Regions from separate parts of the Homo sapiens genome. Here region 1 is linked to region 2. The links are chromatin loops, found by intact Hi-C in ENCODE. Cell type or tissue: OCI-LY7. All regions are shown on one strand. Links, peaks and the distances in the headings refer to the core of each region. The heading gives the core; the rest is flanking DNA. Region 1 overlaps GOLIM4 (golgi integral membrane protein 4). Region 2 has its middle 110 kb from the start of SERPINI1.

The links. Peaks named below come from ENCODE experiments on the same cell type or tissue, not always from the same donor. Only the 100,000 strongest peaks of a DNase experiment are listed, where the experiment ranks them.
Region 1: it touches region 2 in a loop (3-fold over the local background); 27 of 110 quality-filtered maps call a loop at or near these places.

The regions. Positions count from the first base shown.
Region 1 is chr3:168,039,443-168,042,272 of GRCh38, forward strand. GOLIM4 (golgi integral membrane protein 4) reads right to left here. Exons shown (of 16, transcript NM_014498.5): 6 at 1,950-2,032; 7 at 1,344-1,427. Among named protein-coding and RNA genes, the nearest start is that of GOLIM4, 55 kb to the right of the region's middle. In OCI-LY7, for the core only: CTCF peaks have their summits at 1,373 and 1,580; a DNase peak (open chromatin) is centred at 1,359.
Region 2 is chr3:167,843,037-167,845,866 of GRCh38, forward strand. No RefSeq gene overlaps it. Among named protein-coding and RNA genes, the nearest start is that of SERPINI1, 110 kb to the left of the region's middle. In OCI-LY7, for the core only: no CTCF peak of the experiment used is centred there; DNase peaks (open chromatin) are centred at 725 and 1,075; H3K4me3 peaks cover 1,785 bases; H3K27ac peaks cover 2,111 bases.

The sequences.
Region 1 (2,830 bases), core at 291-2,790, 200 kb after region 2:
TAGTAGAGAAGGGGTTTCACCATGTTGGCCAGGCTGGTCTCAAACTCCTGACCTCAGGTGATCCACCCGCCTCGGCCTCCCAAAGTGCTGGGATTACAGGCATGAGCCACGGTGCCCGGCCAAAATTTTTTTTTCTATTATAAAACCCTGTGAGTAATACTGTCAGAGTTCTACTCCAGAATTTGGTTTTGGTCATCAAATAAATGATTTTACTTATCTTTCTATGGATTTTCAAATTGTTGCTCAGTCTTACATTTATGGCCGTTACAGCACACAGAGCACTCAAATCAGTTTGTCACATTTATAGTATGAAGAACAGCCTCATATAAAATAATACTTGACAAAAATTTTTATAAAGAAGACGTGAAATGAAATGATCCCTGACGTCAATTTCATTTATACACATGTAAAAAATCACTACACAGCTACAGCTTAGGAGGAGACACCTAATCAATGACTGTTTAGAAAAGGAATCTCACAAACACAGATGCTACAGCCTCTGAGATGGGTCAGGGACAGAAAATTATACCTTTTAATAATTTTATAAAGAAAAGAAAACCAACATGGGTTTCCTGATGAGCATAGATCGTTTACCTTTGTTCTTTTATCATAATTCCTCCAGTAAGAATAAAAGTGAAGATCTAGTTTACAACAGCAACTAAACTAGCCATTCCTGTTTCCTTCCTTCTGCTAGAAATCTGCATAACACTTAGCATGAAATCGCTTTAATAAGCTCTCCAACACTTGTATTTGTTCCCCTGTTCATTCAGTAAATATATACTGAGGGCCTGCCTTGTGCCAGGAGCTGTTCTAGGTTTGAACAAATGGAGCTTATGACTCTTGTTTTTCCTTCTCTGTTGACTCTTCTACTTTTCTGTAATTTGACCAACAACACATAAGCCTCGTTCCAAAAGGAGGGTGTGTAGGCTGGAATTCTGGGAGCAAGGCAGACACAGAAGAAAAAGTCTGACAATAGTTTTAGGTAGCTAGCAGCATAAAATCCTACAGATACTACACCAAGAGTCAACACAGATCAGATAGTTGCAAAAGACTATATATGTGAGATCATTTCTGTGATTTAAACAAGTATTAGACTACTGCATGTAGGGACGAGAGTGGAAAGAAATGATCATTTATGTACCGCACAACCAGTGCAAAAAATAATCAAAAGTTTAATATCTTACTGATTGAATTTTGAAAGCATGCATGATCCTCAGGATTAGGATAGCTCTGTCCTAAGGAACTCACTGAAGATTGGCTTGTAAGAGACTACATGCATAAAGGAATTGAGAAATGTTAAGCAGACTTGTAAAAGAACCCACAGAGGCTGCTACCCTTCTAACCTGTGCAGCAGCTAGTGCACTCTTGTGGTCTTCCAAAGTCACTACAAGTTGTTCATGCTCGGAGAGTAAATTCTTATGCTGTTGCTACACAAAAAAGAATTTTACATGTTGAGCTTTAACATTCTACGACAAATTCTTCTTTGGCTGATCGTGATATGGCTACCCAAATGTTACTTGCTTGTTTATTTGTTGTTGTAGCAGCATGTGTTAAGTTTAAAAATCATCGTAGAGAGAACACTACGCTTTATGTAGTATTCCAAAATCTAAAACGTGCTACCCAAATATCATAATCATTTATTTACAATGAAATCAAAACCAAAGAAACAAATTTCTCATTATTAGTAAACTTTTATAAATAAAAAGCTTATTAATATGTAACTAGCATGAGAATAATTTCAGTACTAATGAGAATATTCAGATTTTCAGACCATCTTTTAGCTTACAATGCTGAAGTGGTAAAAATATTAGGTACACTCTAGTTAATGCAAAGCCCACAATAACAACGTGGATTTGTAAAGCAGGCCAATTAGGGAATGACTTTTTAAAGTCATTCTACCAAATAAAGCAGGCAAACACTAAATAGTGAAACGTTTGGTTTTCTTTTACCTTGACATCTTGAAGCTGTGTATGTATGTCTTGGTGTGCTTTCCTTAGTTGTCTATTCTCTTCTCTCAAATTGTATACAGTCTCTATTTTAGAAAAAGAAGGATCACACATAAAGCCTTGAAACTTTCAGGATTCTGTTTCTATTATTTTCATATCTAAAGCCACCTATAACTTATTTTAGAATTTATTTTGAACTCAGACAATATAATATTCAAAATCAACAAAAATGATATTGTATTGGGATGTAGCATGGTTTTAGCTGGACATCTCAATCCACTCTGGTTCAGTACTTTAAATGCTTTTAAACAACTTTTGCATGACAGACAAAAGATAAGGAATTTTTGTTACCTAGGAATTAAAAATGAGATGTTAATGTCAATAAGCATACCCTTAGGAATAAAATATAATGCGTAGGTGTACTCAGATTTGAGTCTCTTCACAAATTAAAAACAAAGCTTCAGCATTTCAGTCAAATTTTTAAAAATAATTTAAAATTTTAAAAATATATAAAAATAAAATAATCAGAAAGTATAGACCCTTAACCCTTTGTAGTACTGCCTCAAGACTATTTAACTCCTGCATGACTTTTTGTTGTAACTTACTTTTTTTGAAATGCTATATTATAGAGAAATGTTGCAAAAAACATATAGAGTGGTCCTAAGGACACAACACCCAGCTTCCCATCATGATGACATCTTATACAAATACAGTACATTACCAAAACCAGGAAACTGTTGGGGTCAGTACAGTGAACTAGACTACAAACTTGATTTGGGCTTGACCACTGTTTTTGCATGCACCATATGCCTCTTAAAACCAATTATCTCACTTTAAACTTATTTAGCACCTATTTTTTTTTTTTGACAGAGTCTCTCTCTGTC
Region 2 (2,830 bases), core at 47-2,546:
TATAAGTTTCCTGAGGCCTCCTCAGCCATGCTGGACTGTGAGTCAATTAAGCCTTTTTCCTTTATAAATTACCCAGTCTTGGGTACTTCTTTATAGCGGCATGAGAACGGACTAATACAATTCTATGAGTAACATATGCAGTAGTAATTTATCTGGTGTTATGACTGTCTATAAGACGTTCCTTAACAGTCTTAAAAGTGGGAAGAAATATAAGCAATGATTCCTTTAGCAGTGACTGTTCAGTTTCAGCCCTGACAAAGATAACTTTTTATTGACTATGTTAAAGAAAGAATGGCTGAATAATCATTGTTAGTAATTGGCATAAGTCCCAGGTATAGCAATATAAACGCTACAGAAGCTTAACCTGTGCACATCTCAGGAACAGAATAGCTATCTCAGTGCACAGTATTTATACTTCTGACTAGCCCCTAGAGACCTCCTAGCATGTCTAATTTATTCTAAGGCAATACAGGTACAATTGCTTTCTGCTAGAAGTACCTCCTCATTCCACAAATAATCATTTGTTTGCCCTTAATGAGAACCTAGTTCAACCTTCTATTTCATAATTGAGGAAAACAAGACCCAAAGAGATGTAGCTCTGGCCCAACATAACCATCGTCTCCACTTAAAAATGAGGAAACTGAAGCTCAAAGCAGTTTTATGTTGTGCTCAGGGTCACACAGCTAAAATTTAAGTCCTGGCACTTCTTCAGAGCCACTGTTCTTAATCACTACACTAAACTGCATGTTAGTTGTGGTGCCATAGAACACAAAGCTTGGTACTACCAACATTGTCAGCACAGTTATTATTCAGTAATGTCAGCACATTACTTTTAATGGCAAAACCCGCAGGTACTTTTGCACCAAACTGCTACAATTAATTTGTCATATTTTAGGCACTCAAAAATATTGCTGAGCAAATCACTGAATGAAAACTAAATGCATGGAACATAAGCCTTAAAAATTGATCGGTAAACAATTTTCACCAGCACATTTAAAAGAATGACTCCAACCATACAGTAGTTAGACATCAGTTTCACTTCCTTTCCAAATTACCTCACTATATAAATCACTTTTTTAACAGGAAATAAAACATGACAGTTAAGAGGGGAAATGTACATTACCTACAAAAAGGTTTTAGCTTGAAAACAGAAAATGGCTGAATTACATAGGTGTGTATATTGAAAAAATCAGAATAAGTATAAACAGAAAATAACAAACGATAAACAAAAACTATAACATTTTAAAAGAATCAATATATGTCAACTTTTTGAAATTTCTAGTAAAAGGATGATATATATGATCTGTATATACACATATGTTGCATATATATTTCCCTAAATGAGGGTTGATTTATAAGCCATTATGTTGCTATCTGGTTCTTCTTCATTAAAGTCTTAATGCCATCTAGTAGGTATTGAGTAAAGGGGTCAGCAAGGCAGACAAGAATCTATTATGATTTACCAAAACCAAGTCTCAGATTTTCTAGGATAACACCCATTTAAAGAATGTAATCTGCCCAGAATTTTCATTATAAAACACTCTGAAATTTCATTATACAACATTCTGAAATGTCCACATTTGACACCAACATGCCCTCTCCCAGACTTTCTCTCAAAGGCAAAAATCAATACATTCAACATCAATTTATTCCACAAATATTTACTGGCTGTCTATTATTTGCTAGACTCCTGGGATAGAGGGATGAGCATGAGTCCCAAATTTGGGTTCAAAAAAATAAGTAACCTTATGTCAACTTAATGGTGAATTGCACATTAATAATCAGTTGACCTTTAAACAAGGCTAAAACTGTCTCTTTTTGCTAGATATGTGATTACCTAGGAAACTTCCATTACAAACAGGTAACAATAGGTTTTTGTTTTTTCTTTTAAATTCTTTTTAGTCTTTTATACAGTAAAGGGTTTTTAAAAATGGGAGACAAAAGAATTTTAAGTTATGAGTTATAAACAGAGTTTATGTCTATATAAAAAGAACTTATCAGTGAATATTTGCATTTTAATGGCAAAATCAGATAATTCCTATAAGCTACTGCAGTCAAATATATTATTGGAATCCCTTCATTTAATATTTTTTCATCACCAACCCAATAATGTTTGTAATTTTTTAAAAGTAATATTGACTCACTGTATAAAATATGAACTAAATGTCCATCAAAGCAGAGATGAATGAATAAATTATCATAGATTTGCACAATAGAACACTGTGTTAGTGAAAAAGAGTAAACTGAAGTTTCAGGGATTAGTATACATTAAATCTCAAAAACAGTATTGAGCAAAAAAATATATATATAGGTTTTAAAAATACTTTTACTATCTATACATTATTTCTGTCTTAGTTGGTGCTGCCATAACAAAGTACCATAGATTAGGTGGTGTGTGTCTATCTATCTATTTATCTGTCTATCTATCATCTAGCTATCTCTCTAGTGCGTGTGATACTATTTTTATAAAAGTACTTTTATGGACTGTTTGTGTTCCTCTGCCCACTCATATGTTTAAATCTTAACTCCGAGTGTGATGATATTAAAAGGTGGGGCCTTTGGGAGGTGATTAGGTCATGAAGAGGGAACCCTCATTAATTGGATTAATGCTCTTATAAAAGGAGCCCCAGAGAGCTTACTTTCTTTCTACCACATGAAGATACAACAAAAATATGGAAGTCTGCAACCTGGAAGAGGGCCTTCACCAGAAGCGACTATTCTTATCTTGGACTTCTAGCCTCCCAAACTGTGAGAAATAAATTCTTGCTGTTTATAAGCCACCTAATCTATGGTACTTTGTTATGGCAGCCCCAAATGACTAAGATAGAAG